Regions from separate parts of the Homo sapiens genome. Here regions 1 and 3 are each linked to region 2. The links are chromatin loops, found by intact Hi-C in ENCODE. Cell type or tissue: ascending aorta. All regions are shown on one strand.

Evidence for each region. Peaks named below come from ENCODE experiments on the same cell type or tissue, not always from the same donor. Only the 100,000 strongest peaks of a DNase experiment are listed, where the experiment ranks them.
Region 1: it touches region 2 in a loop (4-fold over the local background); 3 of 110 quality-filtered maps call a loop at or near these places.
Region 3: it touches region 2 in a loop (4-fold over the local background); 3 of 110 quality-filtered maps call a loop at or near these places.

The regions. Positions count from the first base shown.
Region 1 is chr15:23,418,153-23,426,152 of GRCh38, forward strand. No RefSeq gene overlaps it. Among named protein-coding and RNA genes, the nearest start is that of GOLGA6L2, 25 kb to the right of the region's middle. In ascending aorta, no CTCF peak of the experiment used is centred here; DNase peaks (open chromatin) are centred at 3,259, 4,629, 4,979, 5,039 and 1 weaker place; H3K27ac peaks cover 2,764 bases.
Region 2 is chr15:23,369,419-23,377,418 of GRCh38, forward strand. No RefSeq gene overlaps it. Among named protein-coding and RNA genes, the nearest start is that of GOLGA8S, 19 kb to the left of the region's middle. RefSeq lists an enhancer at 3,572-4,071. In ascending aorta, no CTCF peak of the experiment used is centred here; DNase peaks (open chromatin) are centred at 3,113 and 3,586; H3K27ac peaks cover 3,550 bases.
Region 3 is chr15:23,463,143-23,471,142 of GRCh38, forward strand. No RefSeq gene overlaps it. Among named protein-coding and RNA genes, the nearest start is that of GOLGA6L2, 20 kb to the left of the region's middle. In ascending aorta, a CTCF peak has its summit at 4,069 (motif pointing left); a DNase peak (open chromatin) is centred at 3,890; H3K27ac peaks cover 871 bases.

The DNA of each region.
Region 1 (8,000 bases), 49 kb after region 2:
ATGGAACTGGAGGTCATTATCTTAAGTGAAATAAGCCAGATACAGAAAGACAAATATTGCATGTTCTCACTCCCAAGTGGGTGCTAAAAAATGCATACACATGGCTCCACAGAGAGTGGAATAATAAACAATGGAGATTCAGGAGAGTGAATGTAAATTCTGGCAGTTCATCCACCACTGTGAACCATGAGAAATAGTTTAATGGCTGCCAGGTGAGGTGGCTCACACCTGTAATCTTAGCACTTTGGGAGGCCAAAGCAGGAGGATCACTTGAGCCCAGGAGTTCAAGACCAGCCTGGGCAACATGGCAAGACCCCATCTCTACAAAAAATGCAAAATATTAGCTGGGCATGGTGGCACGCACCTGTAGTCCCTGCTACTCAGGAAGCTGAGATGGGAGGATCGTTTGAGCCTGGGAGATAGAGACTGCAGTGAGCCATGATTGCACCACTGTACTTCATCCTAGGTGACAAAATGAGAACCTGTTTAAAAAAACAAAAATAGGCTGGGCACGGTGGCCCACGCCTGTAATCCCAGCACTTCGGGAGGCTGAGGCAGGTGGATCACCTGAGGTCAGGAGTTCGAGACCAGCCTGGCCAACATGGCAAAACCCCGTCTCTACTAAAAGTACAAAAATTAGCCGGGCGTGGTGGCGGGCACCTGTAATCCCAACTACGCAGGAGGCTGAGGCAGGAGAATAGCTTGAACCCGGGAGGTGGAGGTTGCAGTCAGCCGAGATTGAGCCTGCACTCCAGCCTGGTGACAGAGCGAGACTCTGTCTCAAAAAAACACAGCAGCAAGCAACAACAACTAAAAGAAATCACTGAATGGGTACAATGTATGTTATCGGGATGATGGAGATCCTAAAAGCCCTGACCTGACTATTACACAATCTATGCATGTAATGAAATTGTATTTGTACCCCATAAATTTATGTAAATAAAACATTTTAAAAAGTGTGAGATGTGCAGGTCGAAAATGATGCAGAATGCTCAGCACAGGGCCTGACACTTAGCAAGAGCTCCATGAATGTTAGCTAATGCGGTGGATGGACTCATGGTCCCCCAAAGAGGTCCACATCCTAATCCCCAGAACCTGTGAAAGTGGTAATTTACATTGTAAAAGGGGCTTTGCAGGTGTGATCAAATTAAGTCTCCTGAGACGAAGGAATTCACCTGGATTATCCCCGAGGGGCCCAATGATGCAATCACAAGGGTCTTTTTTTTTTTTTTTGAGATAGCGTCTCACTCTGTTGCCCAGACTGGAGTGCAGGCTCGATCTCGGCTCACTGCAACCTCTGCCTTCTGGGTTCAAGCGATTCTCCTGCCTCAGCCTCCTGAGTAGCTGGAATTACAGGTGTGCACCACCATGCCCAGCTACTTTTTGTATTTTTAGTGGAGATGGGGGTTTCCCCATGTTGCCCAGGCTGGTCTCGAACTCCTGACCTCAGGTGGCCTTGGCCTCTCAAAGTGCTGGGATTACAGGCATGAGTCACCACACCTGGCCACAATGGTCCCTATAAGAGATGGTGGGCAGGGCAAGAAGAAATGTGAGATGTGAGGCTGGAAGCAGAGGGTGGAATGCATGCTTTGAAGGTGGAGGCACCTGCTCTGCGGCAGGCCTGTAGAATCGGGAAAAGACAAGGACTCAGATTCTCCCTCAGAACGCCCTGGAGGAAACAAGCTCTGCTGACACCTTGATTTTAGACGTCGGACCTCCAGAACGGTAAGAGAATAAATGTATCTTATTTTAAGTCACTAAGTTTGTGGAAGCTTGTTGGAGCAGCAATACAGAATGAATATAGCTGCCATTCTTATTGTTATCCTGTTTGTCGTAGGCTGGCTCTGCCATCTTCCCATTCAGTTGTTTCAGGCAAGTTATTGAGTCTCTCTGAACTTGAGTTTTCTGCTCTGTAAAATGGAGACAAGAAGTTTTCCTACTTCTGGTCAAATGAGATAATGCATGTAAAGTGACTCCAGCTGTCATGATTGTTGTTGCTCTTGTTTAAGTAGAGGCAGTGGCCATGGCTGGCTCTGTGTGACCTGGGGCAAGTTATGAGACTTCTCTGAACTTTAGTTTCCCCGCCTACAAAGTGGGGGTCATGACAGCATCTACCTCCTGAGGCTGTCGTGAAGCTGGAAGGAGACCCTAAGCATAATTTCTGGGCCCATGCCTCGCTTGAGGAGGACGTAGGTATAATTCTGGCCGAATTGGAGAACGTGATCTCTAAACTGGGTGGGCCCCTCTAAGCTGTCCTGACTCCGGTCCTCTGTGCTGGATCACAGCCTCAGCCTGGCTGGCAGGGGAGTAGATCATTCCTATTCCCTTTGCCTCCCCAGCTCTTCCCAAGTGGACACCACAACCCCATTGCTTTTTTTAGAGACGGAGTCTCCCTCTCTCACCCAGGCTGGAGTGCAGTGGTGTGATCTCGGTTCACTGCAACCTCCGCCTCCCGGGTCCAGGTGATTCTCCTGCCTCTGAGTAGCTGGGATTACAGGTGCATGCCACCACTGCCGGCTAATTTTTGTACTTTTAGTAGAGATGGGGTTTCACCATGTTGGCTAGGCTGGTCTCAAACTCCTGACCTCAAGTGATATGCCCACCTCAACCTCTAAGTGCTGGGATTACAGGCGTGAACCACTGCGCCTGGCCCCCATTACCTTTTGTTGTGACTGCAGCAGACTCACTGGGGGGCTTCTGTCCCCAGAGGGCGGGGAGCTCAAGTTAGTTCATTGAGGAGGGGCAGGGGCCATAGGGCTGGGGCGGGGCCTGGACATCCCAACACGAGGGTCCTTCCTGTGCTGAGGTTCCAGACTGAGGCGGGAGTCAGTCTGAGGCCTGGCCGTGCGGCTTGGCGTCTATCCAGGCTGGAATTTGCAGGATTTGTGCTGTGGTGCTGGAATCGGCTCCCTCGGAGTGTGTGTCTCACTGGATTGGATCTGTCTGTGTCTTGGGGGTGTTCTTTAAAGGGAAGAACCTGACAGACTTCACACTGCAGTGCCCCGTGCAGGGCCTGGCACACAGAAAATATCTATTGGACCAGTGAATGGATCATCCAAGGGACTGAACGTCCCCAGTGCAAACAGGAAGGGAGTTTGTGTCAGTGGGGAGTCTCCCAGGCCCCAGTAAGACTGGTTGACCAGGTCCTCCCTAAGTTCTGGGTGTTGCTGAAGTGGCCTTGCTGCTCTGAAAACAGCTGTGTGCATCTCAGCCTCGCCTCTCCCGGAGGAGGGCCTCTCACTTCCTACGAAACCAGGACTGCAGCCTCAGAGAGGTTTGAGGGTGTGCCCAGGGCTACACACTTAGAGTGAGTTTGGGGCGTGAGGCAAGGATTTGTGGGGTGGCTGCCCAGCTAAGCACCTGGACACTGTTCTGTAGGAAAGGAGAGCCGTTAAAGAATTTGTATCTACCTCTTTTTTTTCTTGGTTTTGTTACTTTCCCCCAACATTTTATTATGAAAATTTTGAAACAGCAACATCAACTCACTAACATTTTACTAAATTTGAGTGATCGCACATCCATCCGTCAAAATTTTGGGTGCATTGTCTCTTTACTTTTACTTTTTCTTTTCTTTCTTTCTTTTTTTTTTTTTTTTTTTTTTTTTTTTTGAGACAGAGTCTCACTCTGTCGCCCAGGCTGGAGTGCAGTGGCACGGTCTCAGCTCACTGCAACCTCCACCTCCCGGGTTCAAGCGATCCTCCCACCTTGGCCTCCCCGGTAGCTGAGACTACAGGTGCCCACCACCATGCCTGGCTAATTTTTGTATCTTTTAGTAGAGATGGGGTTTTGCCATGTTGGCCAGGCTGGTCTCAAACTCCTGACCTCAGGTGATCCGCCCACCTCGGCCTCCCAAAGTGCTGGGATTACAGGCATGAGCCACCACGCCTGGCCCACCCCAGTTATTTTTTTATCCAAGCACCCTGTTCTTATCCTTCATAGGATGATTACAATTAGATACACACTATTTGTTTCCTTTTGGGTGGGGCTAGGTCTGTCTTGTTCCCTCCTGTGTTCCCCAGTCTGTCGTAGGTTGCATGTTCTGTAAGTATCTGCTGAACGAACAGATGAATGAGGGAGATGTTACTGGTCTTTGCTCCTCCAATGCTGCCCCCCACCCTCCATGTCATGTCTCGACATGTCTGATTTCCTGAGAGTGGCTTACGTGCCTGGCATGGTACTGAGCCTTCTTTGAAGCAGCCCTCTGAGCAAGGGATCCCTAGATCGTACATTCACAGATGCGGCAGCTGAGGCTCAGAGAAGTGAAGTGACAGGCCCCGGGTCACACAGCATCGAGGGGGCAAGTCAGGATGTGATTGCAGTTGCTCCGACCCCAGGCCCATGCCCTGAGTCTCTGCACAGCCAGACTCAGAGATCCCAAAGTGGGTCCCCATCATGTCCTGGCTCTCCCCACTTCAGAAGCAGGACCTCGAAAATTTCAAGGAGCCCCAGATACCCCACCTGGACGGCATCCTGGCTCGGGGCAGACCTGCCTCCCAGGCTCCACCTTATGTTCTGCTCCTTCTCATTGCCTCCCAAATTAGTTCCATGTTCAGCCTGGGGCCTGTGGATTCCACTTTTTTCTGTAACCGGAGTTCCCCCAGTGCTTGGCACCAAGCTCGGTGACTTGGCTTCGGCTCAGGTTCCTGATTTCCTTGGACAATTTCAGATGATTTCACTGGCAGAGAAAAGCCCAGCCAGGGGTCAGTGAGCGGATCACTCCCGTTTCCTGTAATCAGGTAGAAAAGGATCACAGATGACGAGCAGTGCCTCCCAAGACACACAGGCTGTAGGAACAGGCCTCCTTTTCTACTTTCACCCTGGAAACCACCTTGCAGGATGGGCCTTGTGATCCCCACTTCACAGATGGGGAAGCTAGGGCTCAGAGAGGTTGGGTGCTTTGCTGAGGGTTGCACAGCAAATGAGTGGCAGGGCAGAATCTGTCCCCTAGTCTGCTGGCCCCAACACACAACCTCTTCCTCCCAGATTCCTTTCTGGCTCCAGGCTGCAGCAGGAACCTGGCCCTGGGGACTCAGAGTGGCGAAAACTCAGACCTTGCCCACGAAGACCTCAAAGTCAAGCAGAAAAAGACTAGATTGAGTGCAAACAGTGATCAAAGCAGCACCCGCCAACATGAGACAATATGTATTTTTAGACAGTGAGTCAGTCCTGATGATTCACAGGCCTGGCTAGGCTTGCAGGGCAGCCCCAGGACACCAAGGGCAGGGTAGGAGATGAGCTACCCGCGGGCCAGGAGACCAGAAGGGGGTCCAGGGCTGCACCTCCTTATTCTCCATTGTGTTGTCAAGGGCTGGAGGTGGGGCTGGACGCCTTCCTACTTGATTGGAAGATGCATTTTCCAATAAGTACTTAACTAGCTCATGGTCACAGAATTAGAATGTGACACAAGCAGCCTCCCATCACTTTATAAGCATCTGCTCTGGACTGGGCACTGTGACGGGTGCTCGGGAGATGGCAGACCATGAAACTGATGAAGTTCTAACCTCATGCAACTGACCTTCCAGAACAGGTGTGGGCACACTTTCTCCATAAAGGGCCACATAGTAAATATTTTAAGCCTCGTGGGCCATGACAACTCTTAAGGCTGCAGTTGTAGCTGGAAGGCAGCCATATGCAATACGTAAATGAGGGGGTATGGCTGTGTGCCAATAAAACTTTATTTACAAAATCAGGCCAGCCGCGGTGGCTCACGCCTGTAATCCCAGCACTTTGGGAGGCCGAGGTGGGTGGATCACGAGATCAGGAAATCAAGACCATCCTGGCTAACACAGTGAAACCCCATCTCTACTAAAAATACAAAAAATTAGCCAGGCATGGTGGTGGGTGCCTGTAGTCCCAGCTACTTGGGAGGCTGAGGCAGAAGAATGGCGTGAACCCAGGAGGCGGAGCTTGCAGTGAGTGGAGATTGCGCCACTGCATTCCAGCCTGGGTGACAGAGGAAGACTGTCTCAAAAAAAAAAAAAAAAAATCGAAGAGCAGCTAGATTTGGCCTGTGGGCTATAATTTGCTGACCCCTCTTCTAGAAGATGCCTTCCTCCACACCCGGGTTCCCCTCATTTGCCCTCTACTGTGTGACTTTGGGACCCCTGATGGCCCTTCGGACTGTGGCCTCCAAGGCAATGTGCTGGTTCTGCAGGTGAAACGGCGACAGTGCTCTGTGTTCCTTGAAGATGTGTTCGCATTAGGCCTCACAAGCCCCCACATGTGGCTCTTTCTGAGTCATGTTGTACTGTGACCTTTTGGGCACCAGCATCCGTGTGTCACTTGGTTCAACCTAGTGCTTGGTCCATAGCGGGTGATGGATGAATGTTTGTAGAATCTGCAGAATGAACAGACCCAAGGCTGTGCCTAGTCCTGTGTATCTTCACTTTAGTGAGAAACTGGCAATAGAGGGGGGTTGTGACAGAGACCAGGGCCCCCTCTGGTCTTCCTCCTTGTCCTCCAGGGGTCTGGGTACTGCACTGTCTCACCCCCACCCTGTGCTCACATGACAGTCCAGGAGGAAGGTGCAGGGCAGTGGTGAGGGCCTGGCTCATTGTGGGCACCAGTGCTGAGCCCCAGCTTCCTGATCTGTGAAATGGACGGGGGCGATGAGGCTCACGTCTCTCACAGAGGTTGCTCATGGGCTCAGGTAAATCCCTGTGCCTGCTCAACCACCAAAATTCAAGATGAACTGTCTTAGGTGTGCCTCTCAGCTCTTCTAAGAGGTGGAGTTAGGCTGGGCGCGGTGGCTCACGCCTGTAATCCCAGCACTTTGGGAGGCCAAGGCGGGTGGATCACGAGGTCAAGAGATCAAGACCATCCTGGCCAACATGGTGAAACCCTGTCACTACTAAAAATACAAAAATTAGCTGGGCATGGTGGTGGGCACCTGTAATCCCAGCTACTCGGGAGGCTGAGGCAGGAGAATCACTTGAATCCCGGAGGCAGAGGTTGCAGTGAGCCAAGATTGCGCCACTGCACTCCACCCTGGGCGACAGAGTGAGACTCCATCTCAAAAAAAAAAAAAAGAGTTGGAGTTAGCACCAGTCTCACAGATAAGTTAACAGAGACTGGGGCATCCAGGGACTTGCTTGAGGTCACAGCTTGCAGGTGCAGGGTAGGGTTCAGACCCAGCCTCTCTGTGCCTCCCTTGACGATGGGTCACCCTCTGTAATCAGCAACAGGGTGGCCGGAAACCTGCTGGGCTCTTTTCTGCCCCTGTATCTCTAGCAGATGGTCTTGGATAAGGTGGTCTTATCTCATGCCTGCCTGCCCCTCTACCCATGTCCCTGCCTTCTGCCTGCACCTGTTCAGTGGCCAGGTCAGGGGACGGACGAGGCTCCTTACAGCCGCGTGGGTGTTTGGAGAGTGGGGCAGGCAGCCCGGCAGAGCTGTTAAGCAGCAACCCCACCACCAGTGCTTCCGGATGCCTGGACTCTGGGGCAGGAGCTGTGGAACTATCATTCTCAGATTCGGGCTCAAGTCCTGTATCAGAGGACAGCTAGCCTTGTGACCTTGGAAAGTCATGGAAGTCTTCCAAGCCTGTTTCTCACCTGAGTAATGGGAATGGTAGATGACATGCATTACACATAGTGGATGCTTATTAGTGGTAAACTCCCTGCAAACACTGAATTAGCAGATCTGGAGCCATTGCTTCTAGGGAGAAATACAGGTTAAGTTCTTACAAGCCTCTGGTCACATTTTCATCAACCAATCAATACCTAACCTGGTTTTATGTGTTTCTCTGTAGACACTTTATTTAATATATAAGTGATTCATTAACATCGAACATGTTGGCTGGGTGCGGTGGCTCATGCCTGTAATCCTAGTATTTTGGGAGGCTGAGGTGGGCAGATGGCTTGAGCTCAGGAGTTTGAGACCAGCCTGGCCAACACAGTGAAACCTCATCTCTACTAAAAATACAAAAATTAGCTGGGAGTGGTGGCGCATGCCTGTAATCCCAGCTACTTGGGAAGCAGAGGCATGATAATCGCTTGAAC
Region 2 (8,000 bases):
AATTTTTAAATTTTTTTGTAGAGAAAAGGTCTTACTATGTTGCCAATGCTGGTCTTGAACTCCTGGCCTCAAGCAATTCTCCCATCTTGGCCTCCCAAAGCACTGGGATTACAGGCATGAGACATTGCCCCTGTCCATTAGGTTTTCTCTTTATTACTGTTTTGTTGTTGTGGTTGTTGTTTTGTTTTATTTTGTTTTGTTTTTTTGACAGAGTCTTGGTCTGTTGCCCAGGCTGGAGTGCCGTGGTGTGATCTCGGCTCACTGCAACTTCTGCCTCCTGGTTCAAGCAATTCTCATGCCTCAGTCTCTCGAGTGCCTGGGGTTACAGGCATGAGCCACTGCGCCCCTGGCTAATTTTTGAATTTTTAGTTGAGACAGAGTTTTGCCGTGTTGGCCAGATTGGTCTTGAACTCCTGCCTCAAACAATCCGCCCTCCTCAGCCTCCCAAAGTGCTGGGATTACAGGGGTGAGCCACTGCTCCTGGCTAAGATCCCATCTCTATTTAAATAAAAAAAGAAAATTCAGAGCATGTGGAATACAGAACACCAAAGTCCAAAGTTATTTACCTCTCTGAGGTAATCTGTGTAAACAATTTGAAATATATCTTTTCAAGTTCATACTTGCTATGCATATACATACATATACACACATACGTTGACATAGTTCCCCTTCCCTGCTGTCATGCTATTAGAGTCTTCTTTTTTTGGTAGAAATTGGACCAACTCTATGTTCTTTGCTGGCCCATATTTCTCCTATTCAGTGATGTGTTACGAATGTGTGTTTAAGTCAATGTATGCAACTCTTCAATATCATTTTAAAAGGTTAAATATACAATCATATGAAGGCATTACAATTTATTCCAACAGTTCCATTTTGCACATTTAATAATTTCCGTTGGTTTGCCAGGGAGAACATTCTCATGCCATGGCTAAATCCTTTTGTACGGCCATCCTTAATTATTCCCTGAAGATAAACTTTTAAATAAAGTTGCTAGATGAGTCTCATTTCTTAAAAAGTTCTTTTTTGGTAGTTTATATGTAACACTGTAGTTTTATATGTACTTGCAAATAGCTATAGTGCCAGTAAAAAATGTGATAAAATTAAACTCTTTCACGTATGCCAAAAATATTTTGATTTAGTGCTTCATTAAGTGCATGATTACAGTCCCTGTATCTTTTGATTTACCTTTCTACATTTACAATTTTCAGCCCAGATACTTAGAGGTCACATAGTAAATTAAGGTTTTCTTTTTTTTAATAATCTCCGTCTTTCTAAATTTGGTGAGTCACAGTAAGTTATTTTTGGGTTGTTGAAAGCTGTGGCTCTGTTCTAAATATGAGCCCAGAAATCATGCCACTTACAAAATATGCTTTGTCTTCCAACAACAGAGAGTCTGGTAGAAGGTGACTGTTCTTGGAACTTAAAAAGTCTCAACAGGACAAGAACAGAATCTGGAAAATATTTCTGTTTCTGATAATACGGCTGAGTAGGTAGACATGCTGGATACTCCTTGCAAAGGCATACTTGAAATTGCCACACCAAAAAAAATCCAGAATCTCTAAGACTGAAGATGAAGTGAAAATCAGAAGGGCTACTACAAGAATAATGGGGAAGCAGCCCCAGTTATCAAGTGACGTGTGCATGTGTTCAATAAAAAGTTCCAAACCTAAAATAAGTTGAGAAAAATAATGTAATTGCCCTACATATACACATCATCAACAATTTTTCATTCATGGTATGGACAGTTTTTTGGTTTTTGTTTTTTTGTTTTTTTTTTTTTAAAAGGTGGGATTTTGCTGTGGTTGCCCAGGCTGGAGTGCAGTGGCATGATCTTGCCTCACTGCAACTTCCGCCTCCCAGGTTCAAGCGACTCTCCTGCCTCAGCCTCCCAAGTAGCTCAGATTACAGGCACCCAGCACCACATCCGGCTAACTGTTGTATTTTTAGTAGAGATGGTGTTTCACCACGTTGGTCAGGCTGGTCTTGAACTCCTGACCTCAGGTGATCCACCTGCCTTGGTCTCCCATAGTGCTGGGATTACAGGTGTAAGCCACCACACCTGGCCACAGCCAGTTTTGTTTGATTTATATTCCCACTTCATTTGTATACATTCCTTCTTCCTCTTATTTTGAAGTAAAACCTATACATCATATCATTTTTTAATTACCTTATATGTATCTGTAGAAGACAAGGAATTTTTAAAAACAAATATATTCACAATGCCATTAAATACCAAAAAAATTAATATTCTGAAAATAGCCACAAATCCAGAGTTCACATTTTCTTGACTTTCTCATAAGTGATTTTTTCTAGGTTATCTAATTCAATCAGGTAACTGTTTGCTCATATTTACATTCCCACTTGAAAAATGTCTAAACTTAAACTGACATAAAACGCAGATGATCTTCCGACCAAATGCTTAGTGTAAAAAAAAAAACTTCCAACTCCAAGAGGAGTCCCTCCAAATACAGAAAGGACCAGTATTTTAAGAGGTATGTTAACTAAAATGTGGCAATTTAAGGAGCAGAGCAGGAAGAACCTTTAAGTCCGAAACTTACAACAAGTCAATTTCATAGTCCGTTTCCCTGGTCCTTCCACAGCAACCTCTGGCATCTGTTTTCTCTACAACGGAGGTAAAAATAGTAGCTGTTTCATTAGAGCAGTGCTAGAAGAGGGTGGTGGCTATATAAAGTTTAGCTATTTGTATATTGTAACAAACCAACTTTTTTTTTGTTTTGGTCAATAATAGACTTCTTTTGGAAAAGTAGCAGCCTCCTGTCTGGGGACACCTGCAGTTCCACTAAGAGAACATTGGTGTCTGCTAACCTTTGCCTCTATTTCTCTCAATAATATACTGTCAAGCTGTTCCTTGATTTAGCAATTTTATGTACTTCCTTTTCCTTTCTTTTTTCTTTTCCCTTTTCCTGAGACAGAGTCCCACTTTGTCACCCAGTCTGGACTGCAGCAGCGCCATGATGGCTCACTGCCACCTCCCCCCGGGCTCAAGCAATCCTCCTGCATCAGTTTTCAGAGCAGCTGGGATTACCCGCGGGGCCCACCAGGCCCAGCTAATCTTTGTGGGTTTTGTTGTGTTTTTCCGTTAAGAGACTGGGTTTCCGGCCAGGCGCAGTGACTCACGCCTGCAATCCCAAAACACCGGGAGGCCGAGGCCCGCGGATCACCGGAGGTGAGGAGCTGGAGACCAGCCCGACCAACATGGAGAAACCCCGTCTCTACCAAAATAAATAAATAAAAAAGTAGCTGGGCATGGTGGCTCACGCCTGCAATCCCAGCCACTCAGGAGGGTGAAGCAGGAGAATCACCCAAACCTGGGAGGCGGAGGCCCGGGGAGCCGAGACCACGCCACTGTACTCCAGCCTGGACAACAAGAGGGAAACTCTGCCTCAAAAAACAAAAAACAAAAAACAGGTTTCACCATGTTGCCCAGGCTGGTCTGGATCTCCTAGGATCAAGCGATTCGCAGCACTCAGCCGTCCAAAGTCCTGGGATCACAAGCGTGAGCCATGACGCCAGGCCGATCTATTCCTGTCTGATTAAAAATTGGGCCGGGCGCGGTGGCTCACGCCTGCGATCCCAGCACCCCGGGAGGCCGAGGCGGGCGGAAAGCCTGAGGTCAGATTGAGGCCAGCCTGAGCAACATGGAGAAAACCCCATCTCTACCAAAAAAAAACAAAATACAAAAGTAGCCGGGCCTGGTGGCTCACGCCTGCAATCCCAGCCACTCAGGAGGCTGAGGCAGAAGAACCACCCAAACCCGTGTGGTCGAGGCTGCGGGGGGCCGAGATCCTGCCACTGCACTCCAGCCTGGGCAACAAGAGTGAAACTCCCTCTCAGAAAAAAAAAAAAAAAGAGGTAGAGAGACTGAGTTTCACCATGTTGCCCAGGCCGGCGTGTAACTCCTAGGCTCAAGCGATCCGCCGCGCTCGGCCATCCGAAGTCCTGGGATCACAAGCGTGAGCCGCCACGCCAGGCCAATCTCTTCTTTTCTGATTAATAAATTGGGCCTGGCGCGGTGACTCACTCCTGCAATCCCAGCACCCCGGGAGGCCGAGGCGAGCGGATCACCTGAGGTCGGGAGTTTGAGACCAGCCTGACCAACATGGAGAAAACTGTCTCTACCGAAAAAGAAAAAAAATAAAAAGCTGGGCATGGTGGCTCATGCCTGCAATGCCAGCACCCCGGGAGGCCGAGGCGGGCGGGTAACCTGAGGTCAGGAGTTTGAGACTACCCTGACGAAGGGAGAAACCCCCCGTCTGTAGCAAAAAAAAAAAAAAAAAGTACAAAATTAGCCAGGTATGGTGGCTCATGCCTGCAATCTCAGCCACTCGGGAGGCTGAGGCAGGGGAGTCACCCAAACCCGGGAGGCGGAGGCCGCAGGGAGCTGAGACCGCGCCACTGCACTCCAGCCTGGGCAACAAGAGTGAAACTTCACCTCAAACAAACAAACAAAAACAAAACAAAAAAGCGAGACCGGGTTTCATCATGTGGCCCAGGCCTGTCTGGAACTCCTAGGCTCAAGCGATCCCCCGCGCTATTCCTTTGTGATTAATAAATTAGGCCTTGCGCGCTGGCTCAAGCCTGCAATCCCAGCACCTCCAGACGCCGAGGCGGGCAGATAATCTGAGCTCGGGAGTTTGACACCAGCCTTATGAACATGGAGAAACCCCATCTCCAACAACAAAAACAAACAAAAAACAAAATGAGCTGGGCATGGTGGCTCACGCGTGCAATCCCAGCCACTCGGGAGGCTGTGACAGGAGAACCACCCAAACCCGGGAGGCGGAGGCCCGTTGAGCCAAGACCTCACCACTGCACTCCAGCCTGGGCAACAAGAGTGAAACTCCGCCTCAAAAAAAAAAAAAAAAAAAAGAGAGACCGAGTTTCACCATGTTGCCCAGGCCTGTCTGGATCTCCTAGGCTCAAATGATCCCCAGTGCTCTGCCATCCAAAGTCCCTGAATCACAAGCATGAGCCATCATGCCAGGCCGATCTGTTCCTCTCTGATTAATAAATTAGGCGGGGCGCGCTGGCTCACACCTGCAATCCTGTAGCGGAATTTTTAAGGAATTAGATAGACTCACGGGGTTTAGGAGGACATTTATTAATTATTTAGGTGCACCGGCCCAGTCGGATTAACATTTAAAGGATTGAGTACTGAACCAAGAGTTACCTTTCAAGCATTATGTAGGGCGAAGGGGGAGATCTGTGCAGGGAGAAGCATATTATAGAAGCGAGAAACAAAGATAGTTATTTAATTGAAACATGCATTTTTTTTTTTACTATTTAAGGAAAAATATGTTTTGTGACTTGAGTTTATTTGTTTAGGCACCTAGATTTATTTTGTTTATGGAGATAATAGTAGGTACCTCATAGGGGATTATTAGATCACGCTTAAAATTGGACCATACTTAATACTTTAACTGGGGCTTTAACCATCATCATTTACATCATCCATATCCCATTATCTTTCCTTTTGGCAGAAAGGCATATAGTGAAATCTATGCAAATTAAATGAACATATGGGAAACTCTTTTTTGCAGAAGGTGTTGTGGGGCTCCCTCTACATGACCTGAAAAGTACCTATATGGCTGTAAGACACTTTACATATCACCTAGTTTATACCCTGGCATGCCCATATGACCTACTAAATCATACAAACACACCAGGTTCTAATATACAGTAATATTCATTTTTTAACTTTTCAATTAACATATAATCCTAAATTGCATGCTTTATGTTGAAGAAAAAAACAGCAACTAATATACCATCATAGTGACATATTAAATGCTAGTTTAGCCTGATTCTCCCAGTGTAACAATGTATTTAAAATTTTGTAGATATATTCAGTATATGTTTCAACATGTCTTTGGGCCATATGTATTTTGTGCTAAAGTTTCTCTTTATAAAAAAGCAAAGCAGGAGATGAGAGTTTTATGGTGGGAAATGAATTCAATTATTATATTCTAAGGGAGATTAAAGAGAAAAATAAATTTTCCTGTTAATTCTGTGACCAACAAAAGTAAGCAATATAGCTGAGAAATTCATCTGAGCTCACAGTTGATTATATATATATAATAATTTTTTTTTCTCTAACAGAGCCACAACCAATGAGACAATTATAGTTTCACCAAGTCAAATGTCAGCTAGAGGACTTACAGTTTTTACACTTGGCAAGGCAAAGCAAAGAAATGTGAAGAATCCTCATTTACTTGTTAGCCAAACTTAGTGTCAAAAAAAAAAATATTCATCATTGGTTGTCAAACACAGGGTAGTTCTCTGTCACTGGAAACTTCTGCAGACAGGATAATTACTATGATTAAATGGCAGTGGATTTAAAATATTTCGGTAGTGGTTAAAGTAACTTGAATACTGATGGTATAATATCAAATCAAAGCTGCAAAACTGTCCGCTAATTATCCAGAGTATAAAGTATCTGATGCTGTGTAAGTATAACGCCAAAGCACATTCACAGGTACAGAAATTGATGAGGGCTTAATCATGCTTTTTGGAAATATAGTAAAGAAGATAATGTTTTTTCTACCTTAAAAAATAAATTTTAGACCATGTCCTTCAAGCTATACAGTTTGTATTATTGACAATTGGCTCTGATTATATAATTTACTCTAGCCATTGCTTTCAATTTATTTATCTATATTTCTGATTATTCCTCTAACACAAAGATACTGAGGGCTTTCTCTGTGTTAGGCAACAGCTGCAAAGCTAACTCTTGGAATACAGAGATGTGAAACAATGCTAGCATGGCTCAGAAATAGTTTATTGCCTCATGAAATTTTTAGCTTAGTCCTATTCCCATAAACATTTCTATGTGAGTGGTGGGGACTGGGGGGGCACCTCACTCTCCTCCAGGGACAGGCCATGTCCTAAGCAGTAGTTTGAAGGTATCACTTTGGAGAATTTAGGTCTGGAGACTCTGTAGAAATCAGTGAGGTTTCAAAGCATCATTATTACATTGCAAAGTCACATGGGCAGGAGTAGATAAGAAGTAATATGTTGTATTTCCTCTTTTGTAGTGTGAGTTAGTTGATCTAAATGTTCACTGTGTTTTCTCTATCTTTGAATTATGTGTAACAACGTAGATAGCAAAGAGCTGTCAAGAGGCCATGAGATTTCAAATAAACAGTTAAGAGCATACTCCAGGAAACTGTAAAAGAACTAATTAGAGTCCACGTGTTCAGTGTCAGTTCAAAGACACAGAGAGATAGGTGCTCAACAGATGGAATATGTTAGAACCCGTAAAAATGACCAAGATGGGATGGCACAAAATCAGCAGAGCTATAATCAATAACCAATGAATTGGGACTCTCTTCTGTCTTTTCCACTGTATTTGGGTCTTCGTAGGTTATTCAATCATGTTTGAAGTGATGAAAAACCATTATTCATTCTCAAGGCAAAAGAACTAGATATGCTTTTGGGAAAAAGAGGATAACGGAAGGTTTTTAAACTTTTACAATGGGCCATTCTACATGCAGTGTACAAATCATCTAAAATTCATTTTTCCCCTAGAAAGACAGATCTTAAACCAGCTAGAAGTTATAAATAATGTGGTTCATCAGAGCTGTATACTCTTAAATTCAGATTTTCTGAGTCCATCCCACATTATCCTAGTTCCACAAGATAACTGCAAAAATGTCTCATTGCCAAATACATTCAACAGTGAACTATATAGTTGCCTCCAAGAAATTCATTGCACATTGGTCTGTTCATTGCATTAAGAAACCTTGCAGTTAAAAACAAACAAAAAATGTACTTAGTATGTTTTAAAATATAGCATCTCCAATATTATTTAAAACTTACTTTCCTTGTTGTTTCTCTGAATATTTCTCAAAAGAACTATTGGAAAATATTGCTTAACATGATTGATCTTCCATTTGATTGACCTGCGTTTACGCCCATGCCTATTTTGTGCAGGTGATCAATTCATTTGTGAAGAGTGCTTTCATAATTATGCATTGAAATGC
Region 3 (8,000 bases), 94 kb after region 2:
TACATCCTGGCTATTGTTTTACCTCCCTAGTCTTCATAGCAAGGCTTGTTTTTAAGATTTTGCTAAATGATATCCTCTTTCTTATCTTCCAGTTTCTCTTTAACCTATTCTCAATCATGACCCCTTCAGAGTTTCCTCACAACAATTTCCATCCTGTACATCCATGAGAAAATGTCCTCCTGCATCTTATTTGACTCAGCAGCACTCTACAATACTGAACATTCTGATCTTTGTTTTGCTTTTCTTGGCTTCTGCCATCCATCCACACTCTGTGTTTTTCACTGTGTTTCATGGGCTGATCTTTCTGAGAATCCTTGGTTACTTCTCATCATACAATTTCCAAATCTTGGTAAAACCTGGGACTTGATCCTGAGACCTCCTTTTCCCCACATTCTTCTTAGGTAATTTCATGCTTTTTAAAATTAGGTCATATCTCTAACAACATATTTTATGGATTCCACATGGCCCTAGATATATGGCAAACTGCATTCTGTGAACTGGAGTACTCTTTTCTGTAAATAAAGTTTTATTGGAATACACCCGTACTTGTCCATTTACACACTGTCACACTGCTTTGACTACAACACAGAGTTGAGTAGTTCTGACAGAGGCTAAATTAAAATATTTACTATCTGACCCTGTAAGAAGAAAATTCCCAACCCCTAGTATAGAATAAAATTTTTTTAGCAGGATATGAAAGGCTTTTCATGACTTGTTTCTTAACATTCTTTTGAGATTTATCTCACAGCTGTGTTTTTAGTCCAAGAGTTCCAAAGAACTTGTGGTTCCTTAAATGTTTTACATCTTTGTGCTTATAATTTTTTGTGTCTCATATGCTTTCAGAAACTATAATCACTTGGAAAGTTATATTTTTACCCTTCAAAACAATGGATAAGGCACCTTATTTTCAAAACTTTTAAAATCTCCCAAATAATTATTACTGTTTATGTGCTATCACGTATACTCTTCTAATGTTGTATATATCTCACCGTATTTCAGTTACTTGATTACACTCAAGTTTTTGAAATTTCAAAAAAAAGATAAAAAGGAAATTAAAAATTCTCTAAATATTACTATTTTCATTTTGAAATATATAAAGTAAAAATGTTCTTTCCATTCCAGCCCTTCAATTTGGTATGTACCTTTTTCTATTTTTTTATACTCATGGAAAAATGATATAGATAGACCAATATATAATAAAATAGGATAATATACAGTTTTTAAATCACATTTGAAAATACATACTGTTAGTTCACTTCTATAGTACATAAACATCTTTATTTAGTAAAGTAGTAACATTGAATTTCCTCATGGAGATGTTTATTATAAATTATTCAACCAGCTCTATATGATGGTTAGGTAATACCTTTTTTTTTTGCTATTGTACACTCTCATAAACAACTTTGCTCATTTATCTTTTTCTGCTAGAATTTATGTAGCCATTTTTTTTGAAATGAAGCTACACAATTCTGTAAGAATTTTTTCTCTTATACTTACCTCATAGATTTGGGGCTGTGATACAAATATGTGAACTTTGCTTTATGTCTAAACAGTACCAGGTTAACTTTTGGTCCAGAATAAAATGTATGTGAATACTTTTTCTTATGTCATTGTCAACAATGGATGGAACTAATCTTTCAAAGTTGACAATTTTATGATTCATGTTTTCAAACTTTTTTAGTGTATTTAATTACCTTTTATAACCTTTTATAATTATATTTTATATAAATATAGTGTATTTATATACCTTTTATGTTTCTATTAATTGCAGATCTTTATTAAGTTTACATTTGTCTATTTGGTTGTTATATTCATATTTATATATAGGACTTCCTAATTTAGTAGACAAATAACCATTTGGTCTGTTTATACTCTTCAAATGCTTCTTCCAAGTTTATATTTTATCATTAGACTTTATAATTACTCTTATTTTATCTTTGCAAATGCTGCATTACTTGATTTATTTTCAGAGGCTTTACTCAAAGAATATAAACATTATTTTTCTAATTGTCTTATGTAATGCTTGGACCTCTTATCCATTTGGAATATGTTTTTGTATATGCTGGGTAGTAGCATATACTTTCCTAACTAAATTGAAATACCACTATATTTACATATCTGATTTTACTTCTGTATGCTACTAGGTAGTAATTTTCTATTTGTTGATTATGTTCCCATGTCAAACAATTTTAATTATAGTAGCTTTATTTTTTTAGACATCTGTTTCTACATTTTGCTTCTTATTAGATTTAGATTTAAATTCTTACTGAGAAGGGCTTTCTCACTAATCTCTTTGGTCCAAGGCTTACTGTGGTTTTGACAGACAGATTCTATCACTAAATCATGTCTAACTTACTGACTTGGAACTCTATTGCTCTTTGAAATTTCTGTTATTCCATGTTGGCCAACATATAATGGAAGACAGCATAAGAGGCAGAAAGAAACAAAGTATCTACAAAACAACCAGAAAACAATTAACAAAATGGTAGTAGTAAGCCCTTGCCTATCAATAATTACCTTGAATATAAATGCATTAAATCCTACAAAAAAGAGAGTAACTGAAAGGATAAAGAAACAAGCCCCAACTATTCGCTGCCCGTAAGAGGCTCATCTTGTATTTTAGGACACACACAAACTGAAAATGAAGGGATGGAAAAAGATATTCCATGCAAATGAAAACAAAGAGAAAAGCTCAAAAACTGAAATAGGAGACACATAAGAACATGATATGATGATAAAGGGTCAATTTATGAAGAGGATATAACAATAGCAATTACACATATGCTCAACGTTGGAGCACTTAAAATATAAAACAAATATGAAATGCTCTTGAGAGAGAGAGAGATTACCATACAATCATAGTAAGGGACTTGAATATATCACTTTCAACAATGGACTGATTATTCAGGCAGAAAATTAATAAGAAAACATGAGACTTGAACGACGCATTAGATCAAATGGACCTAACACACATATACAGAACATTCCATCCAATAGCAACAGCATACACAATATTAAGCTCACAGAGAACATTCTCCAGGATAGATCACCTGCCCTGCCCAGTTTACTAATCAGAAAGGAATAGATCGGCCTGGCGTGGTGGCTCACGCTTGTGATCCCAGGACTTTGGACAGCCGAGCGCGGATTATCACTTAAGCCTAGGAGTTCCAGACCGGCTTGGGCAACATGGTGAAAACCAGTCACTTTTTTTTTTTTTTTGAGGTGGAGTTTCACTCTTGTTGCCCTGCTGGAGGGCAGTGGCGAGGTCTCGGCTCCCCGCGGCCTCTGCCTCTGGGTTTGGCTGGTTCTCCTGCCTCAGCCTCCCGAGTGCCTGGGATTGCAGGCCTGAGCCACCATGCAGGGCTCATTTTGTTATTTATTTATTTATTTATTTATTTATTTTGGTACAGACGGGGTTTCCCCATGTTGGTCAGGCTGGTTGGTCTCAAATTCCCGACTTCAGGCTATTCCCTGCCTCGGCCTCTCAAAGTGCTGGGATTACAGGCGTGATCGGCCTGGCGTGGTGGTTCACGCTGTTAATCACAGGACTTATGACGGCCAAGCGCGGCAGATGGCTTGAGCCTAGGACTTCCAGACGGGCCTGGGCAACATGGTGTAACCCGGTCCCTTTTTTTTTTTTTTTTTTTTTGAGAGGGAGTTTTGCTCTTGTTGCCCAGGCTGGAATGCAGTGGCGCGGTCTCTGTTCCCCGCAGCCTCCGCCTCCCGGGTTTGGGTGGCTGGGATTGCAGGCCTGAACCACCATGCTAGGCTCATTATATATATATATTTTTGTTGTTTTTGTTGTTGGAGATGGGTTTTCTCCATGTTGGTAAGGCTGGTCTCAATATCCTGACCTCAGGTTATCCGCTCTCTTCGGCCTCCCGGGGTGCTGGGATCGCAGGCGTGAGCCACCGCGCTCAGGCCAATTTATTAATCAGACAGGAATAGGTCGGCCTGGTGTTTTACATACATCAGTTAGCTCAAGTTCACTGATGATGTTGGTCAAACTTTCCAAGGCTTGCTGAGTTTTAGAAATTATTCAATCATTTGCTTACAGGGACACCTAGTGGTTCAAAATACTACTAAGTTAACCCAAGTTATTACACACTGGATATTCAATGAAGATCAATTAGACAGTTTGGTTATTGGTGAATGATTTTTCTCCCTTTTGAAAAATAATAGCCACAAATATTTTGATGAGGAAAGGGGACAGAAAATGCACTAGGACATATTTTACAAGTATTTTAACCTCTTATTTTAACAAAAATCTCCCAGGAGGCACAATATGGATTAATTCTGTTGATTCTTACTCTGTGGCCTTTCCAGTGCATGCTTCCATGCAACACAATTTCCAGCTTCTATCTACCAATATCTTTCTTACTCGGCATCTGAAGGAGGTATCATGGCTCAAATGTGTGTGTGCGTGTGTGTTCTTTATCCCTGTCTTTCTCTCTCTCGGTAACTGTCTGTCTCTAGTTTGCCATACATATATTAAGTTCAAACATTGTGTTTAGTCTATATGGTTTCCTTAAGAAAGTAGAAAGCAATTTTGTATAAAAAAAAGAATAATTTCACCTACTTTTTTTTATTGCAGAAACACATCACCCAGTTACCCATTATTCCCCTCACAAATGTTTAATACACATTTTCTGTTGAAGTGTAACATATATACAAACATTTATTCTCAAATAATAAGTACACAGCTTTATAAATACTCACAAATTGAATACACAAATGCAATCATATCATTTAATGAATTATAATTAACATAATTATCATAATTAACAGCCCAAAGAAGTCCCCTTCCAATCACTAAAATTGTTACCTATTTTTATGTTGGTTTCTAACAGTATAGATTGATCTGGACTTTTTTTTTTTTTGAGATGGAGTCTTACTGTGTTGCCAGGCTGGAGTGCAGTGGCGAGATCTCAGCTCACTGCAATTTCCTCTTCCAGGGTTCAAGCGATTCCCCTGCCTCAGCCTCCCGAGTAGCTGGGACTGCAGGCACGTGCCACCACGCCCAGCTAATTTTTTGTATTTTAGTAGAGACAGAGTTTCACCATGTTGGCCAGGATAGTCTCGATCTCCTGACTTCGTGATCCACCCGCCTCGGCGCCCCCAGAGTGCTGGGATTACAGGCCTGAGCCACCGTGCCCCGCTGACTATTTTTAACTGTATAACTATGCAGTCATAAATTATGTGGGTTTGTTTCTGTATCCAGCTTCTTTTACTTATCCTTAAATCTGTGAGATACACAGTTATGTTTTTTCATGGAGATGTAGTTTATTCATTCTCATTGTTGTATGCTTGACATTTATGTATACATAAAAAATTCTAAACATTCTACTAAATGTTGATGAACATTTAGTTTTTCTCCAGTTTGGGACCATTAAAATAGTGCTTTATGAATATCCTAGTACATGGTGGAGGTGGTGTCTAGCAGAATCATTCCATTATTTTGATTACATGCCTAGAGGAAGTGCTGTGTCATAAGTTTAAAAAATTCTGAGGCTGGGTACAGTGGCTCACACCTGTAATCCCAGCACTTTGGGAGGCCGAGGCGGGCAGATCACGAGGTCAGGAGATCGAGACCATCCTGGCTAACACCGTGAAACCCCGTCTCTACTAAAAATACAAAAAAAAAAAAAAAAATTAGCCGGGCGTGGTAGCGGGCACCTGTAGTCCCAGCTACTCGGGAGGCTGAGGCAGGAGAATGGCGTGAACCCAGGAGGCGGAGCTTGCAGTGAGCCGAGATTGCGCCACTGCACTCCAGCCTGAGTAACAGAGCAGACTCCTTCTCAAAAAAAAAAAAAAAAAAATTCTGTATTAAAACAAACATTTTTCCAAAGTAATTATACCGGAAATGTACAATTATGTTGGTTACACCATATCCCCTCCAACAATTAATAGTTTTGGCTTTCTCATTATATGGATAGAATCCTCCAGAGAAACACAACTAATAATGAAATATATATATCTATGTATTTATAGATATATATAATAGAAAATTAGCTTTCACGATGGTGGAAGCAGAGAAGTCTCAAAATCTGCAGTCCAAAAAACTAGGAGCCTAGAGAGTCAGTAGTGCAGCATGAGTCTGAGTCTGCAGGCAGGAAAGCCAGGAGAGCTGATGGTGTAAGTTCCAGTCTGAGTCTGAAGGCAGAAGACTGATGTCCCAGCTTGGAGACAGTCAGGGAGAGAGAAAATTCTCTCTTCTCAGCCTTTTGTTCAATTCATGCCTTCAGTGGATTAGCTAAGGTCCACCTACACTGCGGAGGGCAATCTTCTTTACTCAGTCCACCGATTCCAGTGTTATTATCATCCAGAAACACCTCACACACACATAGAATAATGCCGAACTAAATGTCTGGGCATTCTGTGTCCCAGTCAAGTTGACACATAAAATTAACCATCACAAAGCTACTGCTTGTCAATTGTTTACTCATATGCATGTCATTAAACCATACTTAATTTCCAAATGAAGATAATAACAAAGTCATAATTTGACCTAACATGATACAACGATCATGCATACAACCAAAAATGCACTAATTAATACCCTTTTCAGAAGAAAGATTAAAGTCTTTGAGTACTCCTTCTCCCCTTGATATCCCATAACTTAAATATTATGACATTAAAATACTATGATATAAAGCTAATACACATTTGATAGATAAGAAAATAAGAGAAAAAAAATATATTTGTTACATACCCAAAAGCACATTTTAACAAAATAAGGAGATGCTCATGATCATTACAAAAAATTCTTCTTTCTATAAATTGTGGCAAGGATGTTGTTGGTATTTGTAACTATTTTCTTCTGCTGCCTATTCTGTACTCCCCTTGCCTTCAGCAAGCACCTCAGCTGGTTGTGGTTGTTTACTTCATAGGTTACCCAACATTTCATTCCTAAAGGATCTTGACAATCAGTAGTCCTGCCTAGGCTAGGACGCTGTAGTTTTCTAATCACTTTAATTGAAGGATATCACGTTACTAAGAAATGTCTAACAAATCCCCTATATTCCAAATATATTCTTCCATACTTCCATTGTGGAGGAGCAGGTCAATTTCCCATTGGAAATCTATCAGTCACTCCAGGTGGCACCATAACTCTCTTCTTTGCCTGTTGATTCAGACATGAGAAGTCCGAAGTGATGGAGTGGCAATCTCAAATTCTAGTCTGATTGAATTATGGTTGTGTCTTCTGGTGGAAGCATTCCTTTGGAAATAAAAACTCTAGGCCACACAAGCAAAACGTCATAAGAACAGTAAGAAAAAAATTAGTGGTTCGCTAGGAATAATAGTATGTTGTGCTGAAGCAGGATATTTCCCTGCTGCATTCCCATTCCACCCCTCATGGGAGGGAGCACACATGTGAGTGGGTACAGGAGCCAGGGCAAGCACTTTTGGGTGCAGGCAGGAGCAAACTCCATACAGGCCCTGCAGCAGCATCTAGGGGGTGTGCCCACGACCCCTGAAGCCCCAGAAGAAGTGTTATGGTGCTCTTTTCGCTCAGCCATCTGCAGACGGCTTAAGTGTTAACAGCTCAGCGGAGGGTTAGTGTGACAGTCTTTTGCACCTGCACTCACGGCACCCAAGTTCTTGTCTGGAGTCCAGGAGGAATGAAGTTCCACAAATGAATTGAAGATGGTAAATGTAGGGGATTTTATTGTCAATGAAAGTGGCTTTGAGTGGGAAGGGGAGCTGAAAGGGGGAGGGAGTGGGAAGGTAATCATACCCTGAAGTCTAGCCATCCCCGGCCAGACTCCTATCCGAAGCTACACCATCAACCGTCCCTCTGAAGTCAAGCCGCTTCTCTCCAATGGTCAACCATAGTCTCCTGCTGTTCACTGCCCTCTCTGGCTGAGTTTTGTGTTTTTTATAGGCACAGAATGGGGAGCAGTGTGGGTCATGGGTGGTTTTGGAAAAGGCAACATTCTAGTGGGAACACAGGGATATAAATTCTCACTTTGGACCATGGTATCAGGGCTTTCAGCTTG